Regions from separate parts of the Mus musculus genome. Here region 2 is linked to region 1. The links are chromatin loops, found by intact Hi-C in ENCODE. Cell type or tissue: left cerebral cortex. All regions are shown on one strand. Each heading gives the region's core, and the rest is flanking DNA. Links, peaks and the distances in the headings are about the cores only. Region 1 holds the start of Ppib (peptidylprolyl isomerase B). Region 2 holds the start of Snx1 (sorting nexin 1).

What was found. Hi-C counts contacts between places; a loop is a spot of excess contacts. Peaks named below come from ENCODE experiments on the same cell type or tissue, not always from the same donor. Only the 100,000 strongest peaks of a DNase experiment are listed, where the experiment ranks them.
Region 2: it touches region 1 in a loop (8-fold over the local background); 12 of 42 quality-filtered maps call a loop at or near these places.

The regions. Positions count from the first base shown.
Region 1 is chr9:66,054,998-66,065,440 of GRCm38, reverse strand. It overlaps Ppib (peptidylprolyl isomerase B), which reads right to left and starts at 5,272. Exons shown (of 5, transcript NM_011149.2): 1 at 5,041-5,272; 2 at 3,861-3,974; 3 at 2,359-2,452. The coding sequence starts at 5,175. It overlaps Snx22 (sorting nexin 22), which reads left to right. Exons shown (of 6, transcript NM_001379335.1): 6 at 1-267. In left cerebral cortex, for the core only: no CTCF peak of the experiment used is centred there; DNase peaks (open chromatin) are centred at 4,135 and 5,345; H3K4me3 peaks cover 2,411 bases; H3K27ac peaks cover 1,122 bases.
Region 2 is chr9:66,118,870-66,129,312 of GRCm38, reverse strand. Snx1 (sorting nexin 1) reads left to right here and starts at 4,427. Exons shown (of 15, transcript NM_019727.2): 1 at 4,427-4,706. The coding sequence starts at 4,548. Ciao2a (cytosolic iron-sulfur assembly component 2A) reads right to left here and starts at 2,702. Exons shown (of 5, transcript NM_026635.3): 1 at 2,343-2,702. The coding sequence starts at 2,466. In left cerebral cortex, for the core only: CTCF peaks have their summits at 2,688 and 9,465; DNase peaks (open chromatin) are centred at 2,687, 4,405, 5,456 and 9,518; H3K4me3 peaks cover 3,283 bases; H3K27ac peaks cover 2,692 bases.

The DNA.
Region 1 (10,443 bases), core at 1,296-9,295:
AGCAGGTGCCTGGGCGAGGATCTGTCCTTGTTAGGCTAGGCTTTGGTGGCAAACAAGGACAGATGTCTTCTGTCTTCTACCCAAGCTGTCAGGACCAAGACCACCTAGGGTGTGAGGCCAGGCTGGGGGCGTGGGTGTAGAATCCTTCAGAAAAGGGCTGCTGTAACCTTCCCAGGGTTACAAAACAGGTGCAGCTTCGGGGGGAGGGGGGAGTTAGAACTCCTATTTGTTTTTACCAAGGAACATAAAATAAAAGATGCCCATGAACATTTGTCATTGTGTGGTCTTACCCGCGTTCTCGCGACCGGCCAGGAAAGACGCAACAAACCGGAATCTTCTGCGGCAAAAGCTTTATTGCTTACATCTTCAGGAGCAAGAGAGCAAGAGAGCAAGAGCAAGAGCAAGAGCAAGAGAGAGCAAGAAAGCAAGAAAAAGAACAAGAAAGCAAGAGAGAGAAAAAGAACAAGAACAAGAAAGCAAGAGAAAGAATGGCAAAACCCCGTCCCTTTTAAGGAGAATTATCCTCCGCCTAGGACGTATTACTCCCTGATTGGCTGCAGCCCATCGGCTCAGTTGTCATCACAAGAAAGGCAGAACACATGGCGGGAAAACTGCCCCTGCACGTGTGCAGATTATGTTTACCACTTAGAACACAGCTGTCAGCGCCATCTTATAATGGCAAATGTGAGGGCGGCTCCCAACAGTGTGGGGTGCAGGTTCAGGGCCATGACGGTGAGCACAGAGCCTCAAACCCTTTCCAAGATCCTGGTTGCAAAGTTGGTTTCCCCATTACCCACTAACAGACTGCTGGGCCTGAGAACGCTAGCACAGAAGCAGCCGTCCTCTCAGGCTGGTGAGAAGACCTGGCACGCACAGCGACCTGCTGCCAGGCATGGAGCCCACAGGGTGGAAGAGGGAAACTGGCTTTAGCGTGCACGCAATGTCGTGCGCCAGCCAACCTCATACACGCATACAGGTGGCCTGGTATGACAGGGAATGACATGAGGCGCTCCAGGCCAGTGACACACAGTGACTAACTTCCTTTGCTCTCAGGTCACTAGTGCTCATCCCACAGCTCCTCAGGATGCCTCAGGTCAGGGACTGACCAGGAGAGGTGGGTGACTGTGTGGCCTCTGGGGAGGCAGCGAACCAGGATTAGACTAGTTGGGGTGAGCTGGCCTGTTTCCTGCAATGGCTCTTGGCTGGATACTGACTGCTAAGACTTCCTATTTGCCTTCCATCCTTGGAAATCTTAGTTAACCACGAGACTGCAATTGTCCCTGTTCCAAAAAGTCCAATCTATAGCCTTAGTTTCATTCTCACCCTCAAGACACAAGGAGCTCCAAGTCACAAAAACAAACAAAACAAAACCCCTGAAATTTGTATTTTACCCTTTATGATGGTAAACATGAATCCCACTTAATCTATCACAGAACTCCCATCCATCTGCTTTGCAAATGGTTAAGCTTCATGCCTACCATTTTTTGTTTGTTTGTTTGTTTGTTTGTTTAAATTATTTTTTCTGAGATGGTTTCTGTTTAGCCCTGGCTATCCTGGAACTCACTTTGTAGACCAGTCTGGGCTCAAACTCAGAGATCCATCTGTCTCTGTCACTGCACATGCCACCACACTGGCTTTTATTTTTAAGTTTAAGTGTGTGGGTGTTTTACATACATATATGTTTGTGTACCACACATATGCGTGAGGAGACCAGAGGAGGATGTCAGATACCCTGGAACTGGAATTACAAACAGTTGTGAGTCAACACATGGGAATGGAGGCCAGGGCCCCTGCTCCTGTCAATCCTCTCTACCTGAGTCATTTCTCTAGTCCCTGGTGTGCTAAAATTGACCAGGCTGGCCTTGAAGTTACTCAGGAACCTCCTGTCTTAACCTGAGCGCAGAGGTTACAGGCACCACTACACTTGCCTTCAGTTCTCTAGCTTTACTTATTTGTAGAGTGTGTGTGTGTGTGTGTGTGTGTGTGTGTGTGCGTGTGTGTGTGTGCGTGCGCACACGTGCGCGCATGCATAGTGGTCAAAGGCCCCTTTTGCAGAAGTCACTTCTCTTTTTCTAATGTTTGAGACCCAGGAAACAAAGTCATCAGCCTTGGCCTCAAGTCCCTTTACCCATCTTTTTGGCTCTAAGTTTATGTGCATGTGTTTTACACAAGCAACAGATTGTGTGGTGCAAGCTACAGACTTGTTAATTGCACTGGGCTGTCCTTTCAAAGAAGGGTACAGCTAGTCTCAATGCAGGAGAGAAGCCGGCCCCTAGAGCAGGTGAAAGGAGATGCCTGGCCACCCCACCTTGGACACTACAGTGTCAAGACTCTTCTGCTCAGAGGGCCTGAAGTTACCTCCTGTGCCATCTCCCCTGGTGAAGTCTCCACCCTGGATCATGAAGTCCTTGATGACACGATGGAACTTGCTGTTTTTGTAGCCAAATCCTTTCTGGAGAGAGGGAAGACAGGAAGGGAGAATGAGGCAAGAAGGGGATGGCAGACAGGCGTGCACAGCCTCGCCCACAGTGCTTTCTGGTATAGATGCAGCATTTAATGTACCAAGGGAGGGACCAGCCACTGCAGGCCAACACAGAGCATACAGATCTAGAGGTGGGGGAAGCAGATCTCTCTACTGTTCTTGAATAATGTAACCCAGGCCATGAAATGCCATTTTCCCTCTGTGTTCTCTTAAGAGGTCTGGGGATATATCTCAGCCAGCAGTGTTTGTCCTAGCAGGAACACAGTCCTGGGTTCTACCCTTAGCACGGTATAAGTTGAGTGTGGTGGTGTGTGCCTGTTATCCCAGCACTCAGGAGGTAGAGGGAGGCATAATCAGAGGCTCAAGGTCACCCCTGGCTACAATCAGGTTCAAGGTCAGCCAGGGGCAGCATAAAACTGTCTCAGGAAAAACAAAATAAAACAGACAAGTTAAAATACAGAATTAATTAAACAGAATATATGTTTCCTTAAAAATTCCTTGTCATGGGCTGGTGAGGTGGCTCAGTGGATAAGAGCACCTGACTGCTCTTCCGAAGGTCCGGAGTTCAAATCCCAGCAACCACATGGTGGTTCACAACCATCCCTAACGAGATCTGGAGTGTTTGAAGACAGCTACAGTGTACTTACATATAATAAATAAATAAATCTTAAAAAAAAAATTCCTTGTCATATTCTTGGATCAAGTTCCTTGGACCCTTTTATTCTTTTTTAAAAACTGCTAACTCAGCTATGTATGTAGCGGCACAAGCCTTTAATCCCAGCAATTAGGAATCTAGGCTAGCCTGATCTAAGAGCAAGTTCCAGGACGACCAGTGTTAACCAACTCACTACTTCCCCCTCCCCCCCCCAAAAGCTCTTATTCCAAAACTTGTCATATCACATGGTCTAAGAACATTCAAATAAAAACTCAAAAAAAAAAAAAAAAATCAGATGTTAAAGTTTACTCTCTAAACATTGCAGCCACACAGTACCATGTTTGTCTATGTTCTCTCTAACATAAAACCACGTTAACACTTCAGTAGCCGCCACACCATTTGGCAGAGACAACTGTGAGGCTGCCAGATTTAGCACTGTGGATTATTATTCTATTATGACTAGCTGTAGGAAGCAGCAGGGGTTGGAAGAACCAGTCCAATCTCTGGGAAGTGCCAAACTGGGCAACTGAGGCTCTGAGTAAGTCACCGCAGTTCCAGGGCCTTCTCCAGAATTAAAGACTGGACCCCTTTATTCCCACTTAATATACAAAAATATCTCATCCTCAGGGAAGCCAGCTAATGAAGTCTGTCTACCACTACACACGGGCCACACTCTGAAGCCCCAGCTGCTCCCATCCCTACTGTGTGGGGTTAGCCACTTACCTCTCCTGTAGCTAAGGCTACAAAATTATCCACTGTTTTTGGAACAGTCTTTCCAAAGAGTCCAAAGACGACTCGTCCTACAGATTCATCTCCAATTTGTAAATCAAAGTATACCTAAGGAAAGTGAACAAGTCCAAGCTTAGCCTTCACAGGGGCCTTGGTAGAGGAGGGCCTGAGGAGTTACCCCATGAGTGAGAACAAAGCCTAAAGCTGTGGCTGAGTAGGGCAAAACCTTTGTACAAATCCAACAAACAGGCTGGAGAAACAGCAGCTGTTAAGAGCATCTGCTGCTTTCCCAGACCCTAGAGCTTCTGTTCTCAGCACCTAGATGGTGGCTACAACCATCTGTACACTTATGAAAGCTCTAGTAGTCTCCAACCCCAGTACTAGGGAGTACGAAATGGTGGGCCACTGCAGATAAGCCGTCCACCACTGAGCTAATAACCCCAGTAATTAATCTTGCTAAATTGTAGTCTCCCTCAAGTAGCTGGGAGTAATATATGCCACAGCACTTGGGTCCACCCCAAGAAAGGATTACAGACTGCCTTATGGCTTAGAGGAAAATTCGGTTGCGGCCAAGCCTGAAGACCAGAGACCAACGTGAATGGACTCCTGCAAACTGTCCTCTGACCTCTACGGTTGCACTGTGGTACCCGAGTCCCTCTCCCTACTAAGTAAATAATGTAACATTTTTTAAAAGTTTTCGTTCTCAAGACTATAGAATAGCAATCTGTGCTCTTTAAATGATTCCAGATTATAGAAACATACATTAAAAGGGGGACATACACAGGGAGATACACTGTGCTTGCAAGTTTAACTATATTTACTGTGTGTGCTACAAAACACACTAAACTGGAGAGACCATAGTAAAAGATTCGGCAATTCTGATCCATCACCATTTCCCAGCAATGCAGGGGATGTGCAAAGGGACCGTCCTAAGGATGTCCGTGCTGGCCGAAGCTGGGCATCCTGGGTCAGGGCGGGGGGCTGGGGGAGTCTGGGTTATTCTCTAGTCTGAGTAGATAGGGCGAGCCTGGCTTCAAGAGATCAAAGTCGACCCAAGGAAGAACTGAACAAGAACAAGGACGCTCAGGTCGGAACTACTGGGCCAGACCCGCTCCGGCTTGAGCCGGACCTAAGGCGGCGGAAGGCAGGCCTCGCTGGTGAGGGGAGCCCAGACCTTGACTGTGACTTTAGGTCCCTTCTTCTTATCGTTGGCCACGGAGGGTCCGGGCAGCAAAAGGAAGACGACGGAGCCCACGATGAGGGCGGCGGCGAAGAGCACCTTCATATTGCGCTCCGAGAGGCGCAGCATCCACCGGCAGCAGCAAGAGCGGTCGGGCAGCCCGGACCGGAAAAGGGTGTGGACGCGCAGCGTGCGCGTGGCCGCCCAGGCGTGGGGTGGACCCGGGGCCGCGGGCGGTCTCGTAGCGCCAGGAGCGCGCCACGTTCTCCCTGCGCAGCGACGCCGAGTGGTAGGCGCTGCCGGGGGCGGGGCTGCGGGTGGCTGCCACGTTACAGCCCTCTGATTGGGTATGTCAAGGCGGTGCGCAAAGGCAGCGTTGGGATTGGTATCAGAAAGAGAGACTACGCACCCCAGCGTGCCTTGCGACCCCACCTGCCCATCCAACTTTCAGACTTTTGTCACGGCGTGCAAAGACCAGTCGCTGCCAAATTTGGAGGTGGTCTTCAGAAGACTGGACACACTTAACCTTAGTACTAGGGGTTGAATTTAGCGGTTGAGCGTTACAGCATAGCCTTCTATATCTTCTATAATGCCTTGCTTGGGGACCGGGCGTAGTGGCTCACACCCGTCATCCCAGCACTGGGCAGGGTGAAGTAGGATGGTAAAAAGTTCAAGGCCAGCCTGGGCTACAGAGTGACTACTAGTTCTTTTTGGACTAGAGTGAGACCTTGTCTTAAAACGAACACGACCAGTCATGGTTGCACGTCTCTTTAATCCCAGCACCTTGGAGGAAGAAGCAGAAAGATTTCTGTGAGTTTAAGGCGGCTTCTATGTAGTTAGTTTCTGGCTATTAAGCATAATATAGTAACACCTATGCCCGAGAACAAAAAAGGGGTGGAGTCGAGGGGTGAAGAGATGGCTCAGTGTTAAGGTTCTTGCTCCACAATCATGAGGACCTGAATTTGGACCCAGCTCTAAAAGCAGATCATGGCCATACTTTATGACTCTAATCCTAGTGCTGTAGTGGTGCTGGACATAGGCGGGTCTGGTAGCCTTGCTTGCTTCCAGACTAGTTCTTTGATTGAGGTAGAGATCCTGTCTCAAAATGAAGGCCCAGAATGATAAGAGCTCTACACATAATGTGCATGCATTACACACACACACACACACACACACACACACTGCTTCCATTTTTAGTTTTTACTAATTTACTACTCATCTTTGTCTTGGAATCCTGTGCTTAACTGCTGTGTGCGCCTATGAAAGGATGCATTCTGTTGGATACTTTGGTATTTATCTTTTCCTTTTTACAATGTCTCATTGCATGTGAGTGGGTAGACACGTAGTTACCTGCATGTGGAGGGAGTTTATTCTCTCCTTACATCACAGGGACTCTGAGGGTTGAACCCATGTCCTTTGGCTCAGAGGCAGCAGGCAACTTTACTGAACCTGAGTTATCCTACCGGCTCCTGGTGTTAAATTTCTTTTCTTCGCACTTTGTTTTAGGAGAATGAGCCCTTGCTGCACATAGTCTTTACATAGCTCCCCTAGCCTGTCTCCAGGGCTCGGTGCTCAGCAGGTATTGGTTGGGGTGGCTTCACATTAACATAGAAGTGGAAAATAACATATACAAAGGTCTGTGGCTGACTGCCTTTTCTTTTTCATAGCTGCAGGTGCTTCCATGGGCTGTTTTCGGTTGTAACACACACTTGGTGTTGCTCCATTCTATAGTGCACACACTTTGGCGTTTGGAGTCTTACACTGTGCTGATTCCAGTGATATTTACCCTATAGGCTCGGGCATTTGAATGCTTGATCTCCAGTTGTGCTGCTGTTTGGGCAGGCTTAGAAGGTGGGGCCTTGTTGGAGGAAGCTCATCACTTGGTAGGATATGAGGTTTCAAAGCCCTGCACTATTCCTAGCTAGTGTTCTGCTTCCTGCTTCAGGTTCTGGATATGAGCTCTCAGCTGTTCCTGTTGCCAGGCAAAGAGGCAAGAATAAAACTCAGCTCGGCATGACCTAGCCAGGCTAGTTCGACTTTCTGGGGTCTGACACCAACCAGTGTAGGTTTTTCATACTTGAGTAAAACCTTGGGGGGAAAAGTTTCCTTGTGACAGCTATCACAACAAAGCTTAAGGTGTGCCTGCAGTGGAACTCCCTTGCAAAGCACATGTCCTTTGCAGAGCACTTATGTCCCTCCTTCCACAAGAACAGGCTCTAGTGACTGACAGGCAGTGCTCAGAACAAGAGCCTAGGGAGCAAAGGTTTCTAATAAGCAGAATAGCAAACTCTTTTTCAAAACGCACAGGACCTCTTTCATAGGGGTTATACTGACTCAGAAACAGTGCCCAGGCGTCTGGGGGATTCTGAGTGAAGGCTGTCTTCACAGAATAGCAAAGGTCGCTAGGTTATTTCTTCCACTGGGAAAAAAACAAAACAAAAACAAACCCTGTGTGTTAAAAAAAAATTCTGGTTTATCTGGTCTTGTTTATTAAGTAGGTAGACTTCTCACCCTCTACACATTTTTATAGTTTGAAACTATGTAGCTTGGTCTGTGTATGGTGTGCAGTGAGTGCTCTCAAGTCCCGAGTCATCTCTCCAGCCCCCTAGAAAAGGAGTTTCAATGGTGAATCCCACAATGGGGCTGGCCTGGCAGTGGGAAGCAAGCATGGTCAAGACTGGCTAAAATGTGTCCAGCAGAAAAAAATCCCTCTTTCTCCCTTTTAAAAAAATAATTGGCAGGACTTTCATCTCTCTTTCTATGGGCTCTCTTTGTATTGGTTCCAGTGAGTGTAATGCTGCAGAGCTATCGATCTGAGTAGTTTGTGTCTATAATTGCAGACAATGCTTTGTCCCAAAGCACTGAGAAGAAGCCGTCTTAATCCCTCAGTCTCACTTATGGTGGTAAAGCCTTGGGTGATGGGCCTAGTTTGTTTGTTAGGCTTTAGCAGTGGAAGAGTATCTTGGTGGATCAGGGCCAAGGAATGCCACAAAGTCACCATGGAACAGGTATCACAGAAGAGGTTTGTTGGAGAGGGTGCTATACAGAGGCTGTCTCTGAGCAAGGCTGGAGGAGAAAGACAGCAGGCTGTGAAGCCACTGGCTTTACAAAGGGGGGTAGCACATGAGCTCAGGGAGAATATGCCACTTGTTGAGACAGTGGAAATGTGTCGAATTTGGCTTTGTCCAAGACATAGTACTCAAGTCCGTTGGATTGTGCCTGACTTTCCCCTCTTTACCTCCTGTCTGCTTCTGTCCAGGGCAACTCTTACATATGGGGATCTGAGGGTCAAGAAACCTTCACCTCTGACGAACAGTCCTTCCAAATAGGGTTGAGAAATTATTCAATAGCAGGCTGTCAGGAGCCGATTAAATTCCCATCACCCCTATGCCTACCCCTCTTTCTTCTTATAATGATCTTTTTGCCTGCTTCCTCTATGACTAGATAGAAGGCTGTTGCAAAGAGTGGCCAGCTGTATATGGAGGTTGCCCTTACTGGCCTAGTTTGTGCCATGTGCCACTTATACATCCTTGCTTCAATTCCCTCCTATGTTGACAAAATGGGGCCCTTCACCACTCCATCACAGATCTGAAGGGTTCCCAGGTGGGAAGTGGGTGATAGCTACAAACTCTACCATTTCTTCAACCCCAGCACCTGGTGAGCATGATTAAAAACCAGAGAAAATATATCTTGACTATTCAACCCCTGGAGATAGGGGAGGTAAGGGAGGTGATTCAGTATTCCTCCAGGGTCTTAACCTCTTTAACACCCCCTCTCCTAAATGATATAAAGACCTGTCTCTTTGTCTCCTGTTTCAGACTCTGACCTTAGCCTACCACCTCTTAATGAGACCTAACTTGGCTGCTTTGGGGATTGCTGCTGTGTGTTATACTTCAAGAGGTAGGACAGGTTGTGGGAACGATAGTGGTAGGTGACCAAAAGTTTGTGTGTGTGTGTGTGTGTGTGTGTGTGTGTGTGTGTGTGTATCTCTCTCTCTCTCTCTCTCTATCATCTCTATCTCTATCTCTTCCTTGAATGTGGAGCTCAGCAACTGCTAAGCTGTGTCTGCAGGTGTCCATCCCTGGGTAGTAAGGCCTAATTTTTTTTTTTGACAGGTGTGCCACAGGGGCAAAGAAAGATCCCAGTTAGTGGCCTAGGACCCTGAGGGCATAACCTGGTTTTTCTGTTACAGAGAGGGAGAAGAGATGGGTTAGGTCTAGAAGGTGTAGGGCTAGGGCCTAAAGGAGGGAGGGCCTGTAGGAACTTCTGAAAGGGCTTGGTGATGGATGTGAGAGGGGTTTTATGAAGGGCCAAGAGCTGTCTCATATAGGGGGCAAGGAGGGAAAGGGGGGTGATGGTGGTGGCTCAGAATCCAGGAACCTTCTTTGGTATACACCAGAAGCCTGGGGCCTTCTTTTTGGATTATCTCCAGAGAAAGCATTGTTTCTAGGAGCACTATGCCTACAGTCTCTTTCAAATCACCTTGCTTAGCACAATGAAAACATCTGAATTTTTTATTTTTCTTCACACCTTTCGAGATTACTTCCACTAAGGTTGCATCACAAGTATGAGATTCAATATCAGCCATATTTCTAATCCATTCATATATTGGTGCTGATCTTGTTTTTAGAGACCTGATCACTTTTTACATGCAGAACTAGCATTTTGGAAAGCCAAAGATTGGTTAATACTTAGCAAGCTTCTGATTCTGACACTCTTCTATTTATGGCTGAAGTCAATCTTTGTTGAAAGAAAAAACAATCACTGGGTGCTTCCATTGGACCCTGTATAATTTTAGTAAATGGTTCCGACCCTTTTCCTGTTTCTTCAACCTTGTCCCAAACACTGAAAGCTGCTGTACAACACAGCGCTACGGTGGCATCGTCATACTCAATTTGCACTTGTATTTCAGCACATGAACCTTCACCTAGCAGCCGATCCTGGGAAATATTGATACTGCTGGCTCTGTTCTATCTCCTTAGCTTCTTCTCTCCAACATCTATGTCTTGGACAACCAGGATGGGACTTGATAGAGCAAATGCAGACTAAATCCACCAAACTAATGTAGCACACTCAGCTGGGGCTGAACTGTGGTCCTCAATGGATCCCCAGTGGAACTACAATATCCCCTGGGGCATTCTAGCTAGAGATTGGTTTAGAACTTGCCTCTAAATAGGTTCAGTTGTCTCTCTTATAACGGGGTCCATCCCAGGAGCAGCTCATAAAGGCAAATACCACAAGAACTTATATACAGGTACAGGAAGAGCTGCTGGGTGGTTGGTTTCAGTCCAAGCTTATTGTGACCAACTAAACAAAGCAGTTCTGTAAATTAATTATCTTTAATACAAATATTTGCAGTGAATTAATCCAGCAGCTGTATTTCTTTACCTTTTGCTA
Region 2 (10,443 bases), core at 2,444-10,443, 63 kb before region 1:
GAGGCAGGCAGATTTCTGAGTTCAAGGCCAGCCTGGTCTACAGAGTGAGTTCCAGGACAGCCAGGGCTACAAAGAGAAACACTGTCTCGAAAAACCAAAAAACTCTGTCTCAAAAAACTAAAAAAAAAGAAAAGAAAAAGAAAATGCAGATAGGAAAGAGGATAAACTTCCCCTTCATGTAGCAGGTTATTACCGGATTGGAAAAGCAGGGTTTCCCCCCTCCTCTCCTCGGCTTCTCCTTCTAAGCTTCATTTGTAAAAGCTGTATTATAGTCTTTGAACACTACTAAATCCTGAAATTAAACCTCACCTCTTACCCCTTACTGAACACCTCTAGCTTTCTAGTGATTTGAGAAGTTTGATTTTTTTAAAAAGATATCAAGCTTGTTCTCACATTACTCTCCTAATTTCCTCTCACCCACAACTAAGTTTTTGTTGCTCTGTATTGACATGAAGGTCTGCTCTTCCAGAGGACTTAAAATCAGTTCTCAGCACCCACAACTGGCAATACACAACCTCCTGTAACTCCAGCTTCAGGGAGACCCAACACTTCTGGCCTCCATGGACACACACAGACTTAAAATTAAAAACAAACAAACAAACAAACCTCTTTTTTAATACTTAAAAAGATGATTCATTTATATTTAAAAGTTTCAATGGGTGGTGGTGGTGGTTGCGAGATGATTCAGTGGGAAAAGGGGCCTGCCACCAAATAAGCCTAACCTCCTGGGTTTCCATCCCCAGGAGCCACTTGCTGGAAGGAGAAATCTAACGCCAGCAAGTTGTCCTCTGACTTCCATATTTGCACTATGACTTGCATGTGTATGTGCAAACATGCACAAAGTAACTAAATGTAATAAAAGTGATTTGAAACTTCAGTATTCAATTCCAGTCTACAGTCTAAAGAAACAGCCTACCACACCTCCACCTGCAGTCACCATCAGGTGCCTCCTTCTGGATAGCCAATTCTGTCTTCTCATCTCCATATTTTACTCTAGTTTCTTCAGCGTATGCGACCTCTGACATATCCAAACTACTCTTCAAGACCTACCCAAGTAACTGTCTAACATCATCACAGATGTTTCTAGTCAATTTCTCTTTCCTCTGCGTCTCCATACCTCCTACTTAAGCTCATGACCTCTGACTGCATTTTGTATTTTTGCATAAGTGGGTGTCATTCAATGCAAACTTGAGGACTAGAATCATCTCTCTTGAAGAGTTGTATTTCTGGTCCCCGGAAGTTTCCAGACGCTATATGCAGAGGTATGGTAGGATGGGAATGTTTTGTGGAGATAGTACAGTAGCAATTATCTTCTGCCTGGGGTTAAGTCAGCCTTGCCTCTCTACCAAGAGATAAGGGAACCTGATTAGCTCCCGGGCCATTCCATCTTTGGAATCCTTCTTCCTGGCCTATAATTCCACCTAAACTGTATCTGTAGGAGCATCTCTCTTAGTGCTACATCTTGGCCTTTTTGTTTTCAAAAAAATAGGGCTAGTGGTGGAACACACCTAATTTGTATGAGACTCTGGATTTTCTCCCCAATCCTGATAAATAATACTACAAATGGTCAACGGAGGGAAGAGAGGGGCTGGGGAGGTAGGGTCAAGAGTGGAGAAGGAAAGAGGGAGGGAGGGAGGTGGGGGAGGAGAGAGAGAGAGAGAGAGAGAGAGAGAAACACGAACAAGCATTACATTTTCAATCACAAGTTTGGTTTTTTCTGTTTCTTACTGACAATATGACCCTCTGGGTACTTGTTAAACAACCCACTCCCCATCTGTACAATGAAGACAGTCCCTCAAAGTGGAGAGTCTCTGAGTGAATACACGAACACACTTAACTGTGTAAGAAAATTGTAAATTTAAAGCCTCTCGCTGAGATATCTATCCCTACCTCTTCACTTCCTATTGATTCTGTCACACAAGAGAGTTGCTATGACCTTGGGCCAGTCCCCAACTCGGCCATTACCAAACAGTGACCTCAGTTATGGCGGGAGGAACGCAAGTCCAGGAACTAAAGAAGGAAAGACTCTTGAGTAGTGAAATCTTCGGCATGCTTTGCTTCTTGATCACTGTAGGCTCATTCTGCCCACATCCCTTGACACTGTCCCTAGAGCTGTAGGCAGTCCAGGGTAACAAAGCGTTTATGAGTTCCTGGCTCAATTTCGCTCCAGGTTTAGAAATAGCCCGACATTGCTGTGTGACTTAGGACCCGGAAGAACATGCTTCCCTCTAAGTCTGGTAAAAACCCCAAGGGTCCACTCCAGCCCAAGGGTGAGGCCCTCCTCCACCCCCTCTCCAATGCCGCCTCTCAAACACCGTCAAATAGTGCCCTGGGTAAATTACCATAAACTTCTAGCGCTTTCTCTTCCATGATCCGGGGCTGCCAGGCAGCTCCGTGCTCAGAAAAGCCTGAGAGCCATAGGACCCTGCTCAGCGTCCAGGAAAGCAGCCCAGACACTCGCTCCATCCTCACGTTCCGCCATCCCTGGCGACTGTCCCAACCGAGCCACCGTCTTTCCGCAGCCGACCTCGAGAGAGAACTTCCTGGTCTTCAAATAAACCAAGACATGTGTAAAGGTTTAGGGGAGCAGAGAATAGGCGGGACTCAAAACTGCAACGCGAAGGACCTAGGGAAATTAGCTGTAAAGACTACATGTCCCAAGATGCTCTGCTCGATTTAGAAGGCACAGAAAAATCCTTACGGCCCGTTAGGCGCATTGCATGCTGGGATGTCTAAGGGGCGTTAGCGGAGCGGCGGCGAAATGTATATGGGGCTTGTAGTCTTAGCCAGAGGATCGTGTAACGGACTGTTATACGTCACCAAATGCCCCACTCAGTTCCTAGGAAGAACTAAAGATGAATCCTAAAGAGGTAGGGGAAAGGAGATCAAGGTTACTACTACTGGAAGATATTCTAGAACGGAGACTCTACAGCTATTTCTCAGAGGAAGCCACTTCCAAACAAATTTTTCTTACTTTCTGACCAGGCCGGAAGTGGATTTCCTTTGCGGTGAAAGGGGTTATTTTGGAAGACCAATGTTGATAGGCATGCCTACGGACAGGGAAGGCTTAGTTTTCTTATCTCCTAGAAACTTAGTTTAGTGCAGCTTCTCTCCATGGGGAGGATTTCTATCGACCACCACCCAAATTACAGCGAGAGAACTTTATCTGTGTTCACTATGTAGTAATGATAACGGAGATGAACATCCTAAAAAAGCATTTCTTAACCTTTTTTTTGTGTGTTCATGGCTGTGATGGGTGCCAGTTACAGAGTTGATTGTGTTTCCACCTCAAATATTTATTAGACACTTAATTTGCCATACACAATGTGTATGCAGGAATAAAAGTTACAAACTAAGACACTCTCCTGACCTTCAGGCAGTTTACTTTATCTGTAAGGGAATCCACCCCTAATGTTGAGTTTGCAGTTGTAAACAGCCAACTTTGCTAGGCCTGGTGGCTCATGCCTGTAATTCCAGCACTTGGGAGGCCGAGGGAGGAGCATTGAGTTTGAGGCCAGCTTTGGACACAGAATTTCAGGCCTGCCTAAGGTGGTTTCAACCAGAAAAGCAAACCACCTCTGTTGGTGTTAGTGGCAGGTTTCAGCTCCTTGAAAGGATCATCTTGCAAATTAGTCCGTGATAACATAACCTATGTTATCTTTAAACTCTAGTTGACTTCGACTCACCAACCTGTGATTAAGTTCCGGGAACTTTTTTTTTTTTCGAGGCAGGGTTTCTCTGTATAGCCCTGGCTGTCCTGGAACTCACTCTGTAGACCAGCCTGGCCTTGAACTCAGAAATCCACCTGCTTCTGCCGCCCGAGGGCTGGGATTAAAGGCGTGTCACCACGCCCGGCTATAACCCAAAATTCTTAAGGACCGAATTTAATACACGGAAATCTCCCCTTTGTGTGAAGCCTGGCTTCTCAAAAAATCGATAACTTCTTTTTATTGTTGCACACTGTAACACTGAGTGTGTTTAAATTGTTGACTTACAAGACTGCCTCATTAAACTGTGAGCCAGGAGCTTTTGTGTTTGTATTTGAAACGCACAGTAAGGTGCCAAGCTCACAGTGAATGCTCTGTATATGTTAAATGAATTAATGTCCAAAAACTAAGTGGCAAAACTTCCTGCAGTCGTTTCAGCCCTCAATCAAAAATATTTATTGAATCTCTCAGAGAACACTGTGCTTGGCATGAGCAGGTGGCATGCAGAGGTTTTCAAACATTGTTAGTCACAGACTTTATTCAAACAGAACCTTAGAAGCGTGACAGATAGAGCCATGCAGGGCACAAAGACCCGGAGGAACTCCTCAGCCTCTAGCTCCTCCTCTGCCTACTTGGCCCGCCCCAGTGCAGCCTTGCGGTTCAGTGCTTGGATTGGCTGAGCAGCAGCCCAGGCCCCGCCCTAGGTCCCTCCCCCAGGTTCCGCCCCGATGGTCCCTCTGGGTCCATAACGGCCCTCGCGCACCTCACACGGCTGGAGCGCTTTGCTCGCGGCACTGTCTATAAAGTTGTTGTTGCTGCTTCCGCCACGGGTGGAGGAAGATGGCGTCAGGAGGTGGTGGCTGTAGCGCTTCGGAGCGACTCCCTCCGCCCTTCCCTGGCATGGATCCGGAGTCGGAAGGGGCTGCCGGGGGGTCAGAACCCGAGGCTGGGGACAGCGACACCGAGGGGGAGGATATTTTCACTGGCGCCGCGGCAGCCGTGAGTTCCCATCCTTGGGGCAGCAGACAGAAAAGAGCCCCCCAAAAGAGAACCCTTATTAAGGGTTCGAGGGCTTTGAAGATAGTGGGCCTGGTGGGAAATCTTCGCTCGGTGTCAGCAATCAGGACTCCAGGGCCCTGAGTAGGAAACGAGCCCTAGAGCCTGGCTGCCCAAGCCCGGGCGGGAAGAGACGAGGGGTGTGGTGGCTTCACCACGGATCCTTAATAGCCAAGAGCAACCTAGGCCGTCCCCTGGCCCAGAGGTGTGGTTACCCCAAGGATTCAGCGGGCATTTCTGCTGGTTGTGTCCTGGGCAGACTGACTTTAAACATGACAAATTAGAAAATGAGGTGCAGACCATCAGTTCCCTTGTTTTATTGCACCGAAAGTGGAAACGTGATCTAGGAAGGACCATGACCCGCCCACTGATCCTCCTGTTATACCCAGCACTTCCTGGTCATTACCAAAAGCCCATTCTGGATACTAGTTTATGGAAGTTAGGTTGTGACTCCTTTGATCTCTCCAGGAATCAGGGCAAATGCTGGTTGAGAGAAATAGATTACACGGATCAGAAAGCTTTTGTTTCTGTTAAAAGGATGCATTAAAGTGCTTGGAAACAGATCTGTAAATGTGAAGGGAAAAACTGTCTCCCATAATAAATATCTAGGTTTCAAATGAGAGCTAGCTGCTGGCAAAACAACCAAAACCTCCTTGTCTTTCCGTGTGGAATGTCATGGGTTAACAGCACCAGGAGAGATGTTTTGGGCTGTTTTATGAGAACACTGACTCATACCACTCGGTACAGTTAGTTCCAGCTTAGAAACGTCTTCAGTACCGAGTCTATGCAGTTATCTTCCTTTCTTGGTTATTGTTTCTCTTCAGAGTAGCTAATCAGTATCAGACTGAGTTAAATAACTTTAAATTCTGTATATAGCATGTGTCTGAAAACTTGGAGGTGCCCCTTACATTAGAAAAAATTTAGATTTTGGAGGGTTTTTTGTTTTTGTTTTTTTTAACATGGCCGTAGTTAAAATTTTACTATGTTGAGAAATTGAAGGCTATAATCATAAAGTGGTTGCTGGTGCTAATGACAGCAGATTGTCTAATGATGTCTGCTACTCTGAGAAAGAGTAACTTGCCGATAATGGAGTCTTTATTTCTGTTTAAGTATCTTTATATAGTTACTCTCATAAATCATGGAGAACAGCTACTGTTAGTAACTTCTGAGATGATGGGTGAAATACCTGAAAATTGAAACTGGCAGGGAGGAGCTGTTGTCCAGAGTTCTTAGTAAAAAGCACGAGACTGTGGTTTTACTGACCTCATCCAGTTAGTGATGGAGGCTTGATACTTCTTAAGACTGTAAAAATCTCTTGTCTTCTTCCCAAAAAATGAGGGAAGGATAGTCAGAATTACTTTGCTCTACCACAGAAAGCAGGTGCTGAGGTCAAACCCAGCTTGTTGCAAATGCTAGTTATACATTCTACCACTGAACTATGTCCTCAGTAGCTAGATATCTTTAGATTTGACCCAGAATACTACTCTTCAAGAAACCAAGGCTTCACTAAGCGATTTTATTAAGCAACCATTAGTTATAAATTATATTTTTAACAGATGCTTTAGTTATGAGACAAAGAATTTAGACTTCTACACAGTTAAAATGAAAGAAAAACACTGAAAAATTAAGAAATTAAGTTGGGCCTATTGGCTCAAACCTATAATCTCAGCTACTCTGGACCTGAGGCAGGGGCTCTGTTGAAAGTTCAGGTTCAGCCTGGGTACACCGAAGATTACAGAGTAGGTTGTAAAGTCTGATGCTAATCTAGGCAGTCTGCTTGCTTATTTTAACTTTGGTTTTTGTTTTGTTATCATTTGAGATAGGTTCTCACATAGCCAAAGTGTTGAACTCCCAATCAATCCTCCTGCCTACACCTCCGAATGGTAGGATGAGCATGTCCCACCAAGCTCAGTTTTGCTAGCTTATTCTTGGACAAAGTATTCTGTTAGCTAAATTTCCTGACAGAAAGAAAAGTTTCTTGGTGTGGTAAATCCCAACATCTGAAAGACTGAGGCAGAAGGATCAAGACACCACACTGGACTTCATGGGACGTTGTCTTAGGAAACGAAATCAGTGGGGATTCGGAGATCTTGATGAATGGGCAGAGTAAGAGAGATATGGTAGAATCACACACACACACACACACACACACACACACACACTCACACACTCACTCCTGTCAACAGAGAGGTGCTGTGTTTACTACTGGTTTTATGAAGGTTAAGTTAGGATGTGAAATACTTGGAACAGTTGTTTCTACACAATAAAAAAACTAAACTATTTTAGAGAGCTTGGGCTGTTTTTGTTGATAAGGGTTTCAGCAGTCAAAACTACAAAACTGAGCCGGGCATGGTGGCGCACGCCTTTAATCCCAGCACTAGGGAGGCAGAGGCAGGCGGATTTCTGAGTTCGAGGCCAGCCTGATCTACAAAGTGAGCTCCAGGACTGCCAAGGCTATACAGAGAAACCCTGTTTAGAAAAAACAAAAAACAAAAAAACAAAACAAGCAAACAAAAAAAAACCTACAAAACTGAATGAGTTAGAAAACAAAGCTAATTAATAAGATTGACTTGATCAGCTAAAAGTCATCAACTGATGGCTTCAGTGGCTTCCTATTGTTTTAAGTTGGTGTGTGATTGTGTGTGTGTGTGAGAGAGAGAGGGAGAGAGAGAGAAAAAGAGAAAGAAAGAAAGAAAGAAAGAAAGAAAAAAAAAGAAAGAAAGAAAGAAAGAGAAGAGAAGGGCTTGAGACCAGGCATCTGAAGCATTTTATTCTACTGTTGTACCATTGGGCTACATCCCAGCCTAACCTAACCTTTCTATTGTGATTTGTTAACATTTTAGAAACAAAGAAATAGGCATTACAGTATTAGGAAGCTGGGGCATGTAGCATTTAGAACTAATTCATGGTATGCATGTAATGTTCTGGACAGCTGCTGCTGTTAATCATCCCATCTGCTCTTTTCTACAGCCAAGAAGCCATGTCACTACAGTAATAAAAATGGGATTTGTAATAAAAAGATAGGCCCATGAGGAACATCTCAAAATATACATGCCATTCAGTAGAGTAGGAGACCCTGAAATCAAAAGAATTCTAAAACAAATCAGAAATCATTAATGAAAAGCCTGAATCCAAATCTTTGACATAGACTTGAATCCTGATATTTAGTTGAAGCTTTCTTCTAGAATAGGGTTGATCTCTCAGTAAAACAAGGCACTGGATTAGAGCCATTGGCATTTTAAATTCCCAATGTTATGTTCAGAAGATGGAAAAGTGCATGCAGGTTTTTACGCCACACATGACTGCACTGGTCTGCTTACTGTAAGGAAAGGGCTCACAACAGAAGCTGGCCCCTTTGTCCTCCAGTCTTATCTGCTCATCGGTTCAGCAGCCTGCCAGAACCACAGGAGATTTCTCTTTCAAATAAAAAGGGAGAAACTATGGTAGCTTTTCTTATGCTGAAAGGAAGGGAAAAAATATAGAGAAATGAAGTCATTGGCTTAGATTTTGGCCAAACGTCAAATATCAGTGTCTTTATTTGGTTTTATGTCAAGCCAATTAGGACTTTTTTTCTCATTACTCTCTTGTGAACTAAACCCTATTGACTAGAGAAAGGTCTGGGAAAATAGCATGTGATAAAGAAGGAAAGGCAAGAGACTAGAAAAGTCATGCTGAACAATTTGTCTTTGATTAGTCTAATATTACTTACAGAGCCATGTGCAAATGCTGAATGCCTGTAGTCCCAGCCCTTGGGAGGCTGAGGCAAAAGGTCACAAGTTCAAGGCCAGGCTGTTATATTGCAGACCCTGTCTTAAAACAAAAACAACAAAAGACTTATTTATATATGCCTTCGGATATTTAAAATTAACAAGAGAGTATAATATAATGTTATAAATGTAAATGTTTAAAAGTCTTAGATAGTAGACCAGCAAGGTAAAGGTGCTTGCTGATGACCCTGACCACCTGAGTTTGAGTCTAGGCACCCAAGAGAGAACTTAATCCTGAAAGTTACCCTCTGATTTCCTCCACATATGTGCTACAGTGCACACACACACACTAGTGTAATTTAAATTTTGCAGACAGGGTGGGTTTCAAGATGGGGTTTCTCTGTATAGCCCTGGCTGTCCTGGAATTCACTTTGTAGACCAGGCTGGCCTCAAACTCAGAAATCCGCCTACCTCTGCCTCCCAAGTTCTGGGTTTAAAGGCGTGCGCCTCCACTGCCTGTATGTAGGCTCATCTTATCAGGCTGATCCTTCTGCCTCAGCCTCCTCAATAACTGTGACTACAGTCATGTGTTACTGTGACAGTTTCTATGAGTAACAGTTTTTATGAACTCACTGTTACTTTATTCCTGAGACAAGGCCCCATGTGGCCCAGTCTGACCTCTTGGTCTACAGCTGAGGATGGTCTTGAACTCCTGATCCTTCTGCCCCTACCTCGGATTGTGACCGTTGTATATACCTCATACAAGTGTAATCCTAGCAGTTTGGTTTGGTTTTTGTTTTGTTTTGTTTTGTTTTTGAGATAGGATCTATGAAGTTCAGGGAACCCTAGGATCTATGAAGGTCAGGGCATCCTCAGTCACACATCTTCCTGCTGTAACCTGAGTGCTGAGATTACAGGCATGGAACAGATACTGTCAGTATGTGTCTTTTTGTGCAGGCTTATTTTGCTAAGCATAATATCCTCAAGGTTCATCCTTGTGGTGAATATCAGTACTTTCTTTCGGATGAATAATATCCCATCCTGTATCTTATCTTTTTATCCATTCATATGCCATTAGACACTGGGATTACATTTTGGCTATTATGAAATGTGCTTTTGAACAAGAGTGTGCAAACATACCGTTCCTCTTTGGCTTCTTTTAGATCTATTCCTAGTAGTGAGATTGCTGCATCATATGGTGACACTATTTTTAATCTTTTTTTGAAGAACCTCTATATTTATATCATTTTACAATCCCAGCTCAGCTCTTTTTCAACCTTGAGTGCATATGGAATAAATTCTTTCAATCTGGACAGAATTTGGAAATTTTATTTTACAAAAACAAACAAACAAACAAAAAAGAAAAGAAAAAAAACATGAGTTTCCCTGTCAGTGTTTTAATTCTGTATTCTGTAAAGCATGCACATGGGTATTCCCCATGTTTAGCCTGTCTTCAGTAAATTTGTGAGTATATATGTGTAAGTTCATGTGGGATGGATGGGCTTGTGTGTATGCGTGTGTGTGTGTGTGTGTGTGTGTGTGTGTGTGTGTGTGTGTATGCATACCTGTGTGTCCAGAGGTCTAGTTATGCATTGTTCCTCAGGAGTCATGCATCTTGTGTTTTGAAACAGTTTCTCCCTGGGCCCTGGGACTTGCTGATTAGACTAGACTGATTTAGCCAGTAGCCCTGCCTTCCCAGCACTGGGAACGCTAGTGTGCCACCATGCCCAGCTTTTTAGATGGGAACTGGGGCTGAAACTCGGGTCCTTATGCTTACACGGTCGGCATCTTACTGGTTCACTATCTCCTTAGCCCCTTTCGTAAATTTCTTTTTTTCTTTAAAGGAAGTTATTTATTTTCCAGGTGTATATATGTTTTGGAGGGTACACGTATGTGTGTAGTGGGAGGTTCACTTCATTCCTGGTTTTTATGTGGCTGCTGGGGATTGAACTCAGGTCCTCATGTTTGAGTGG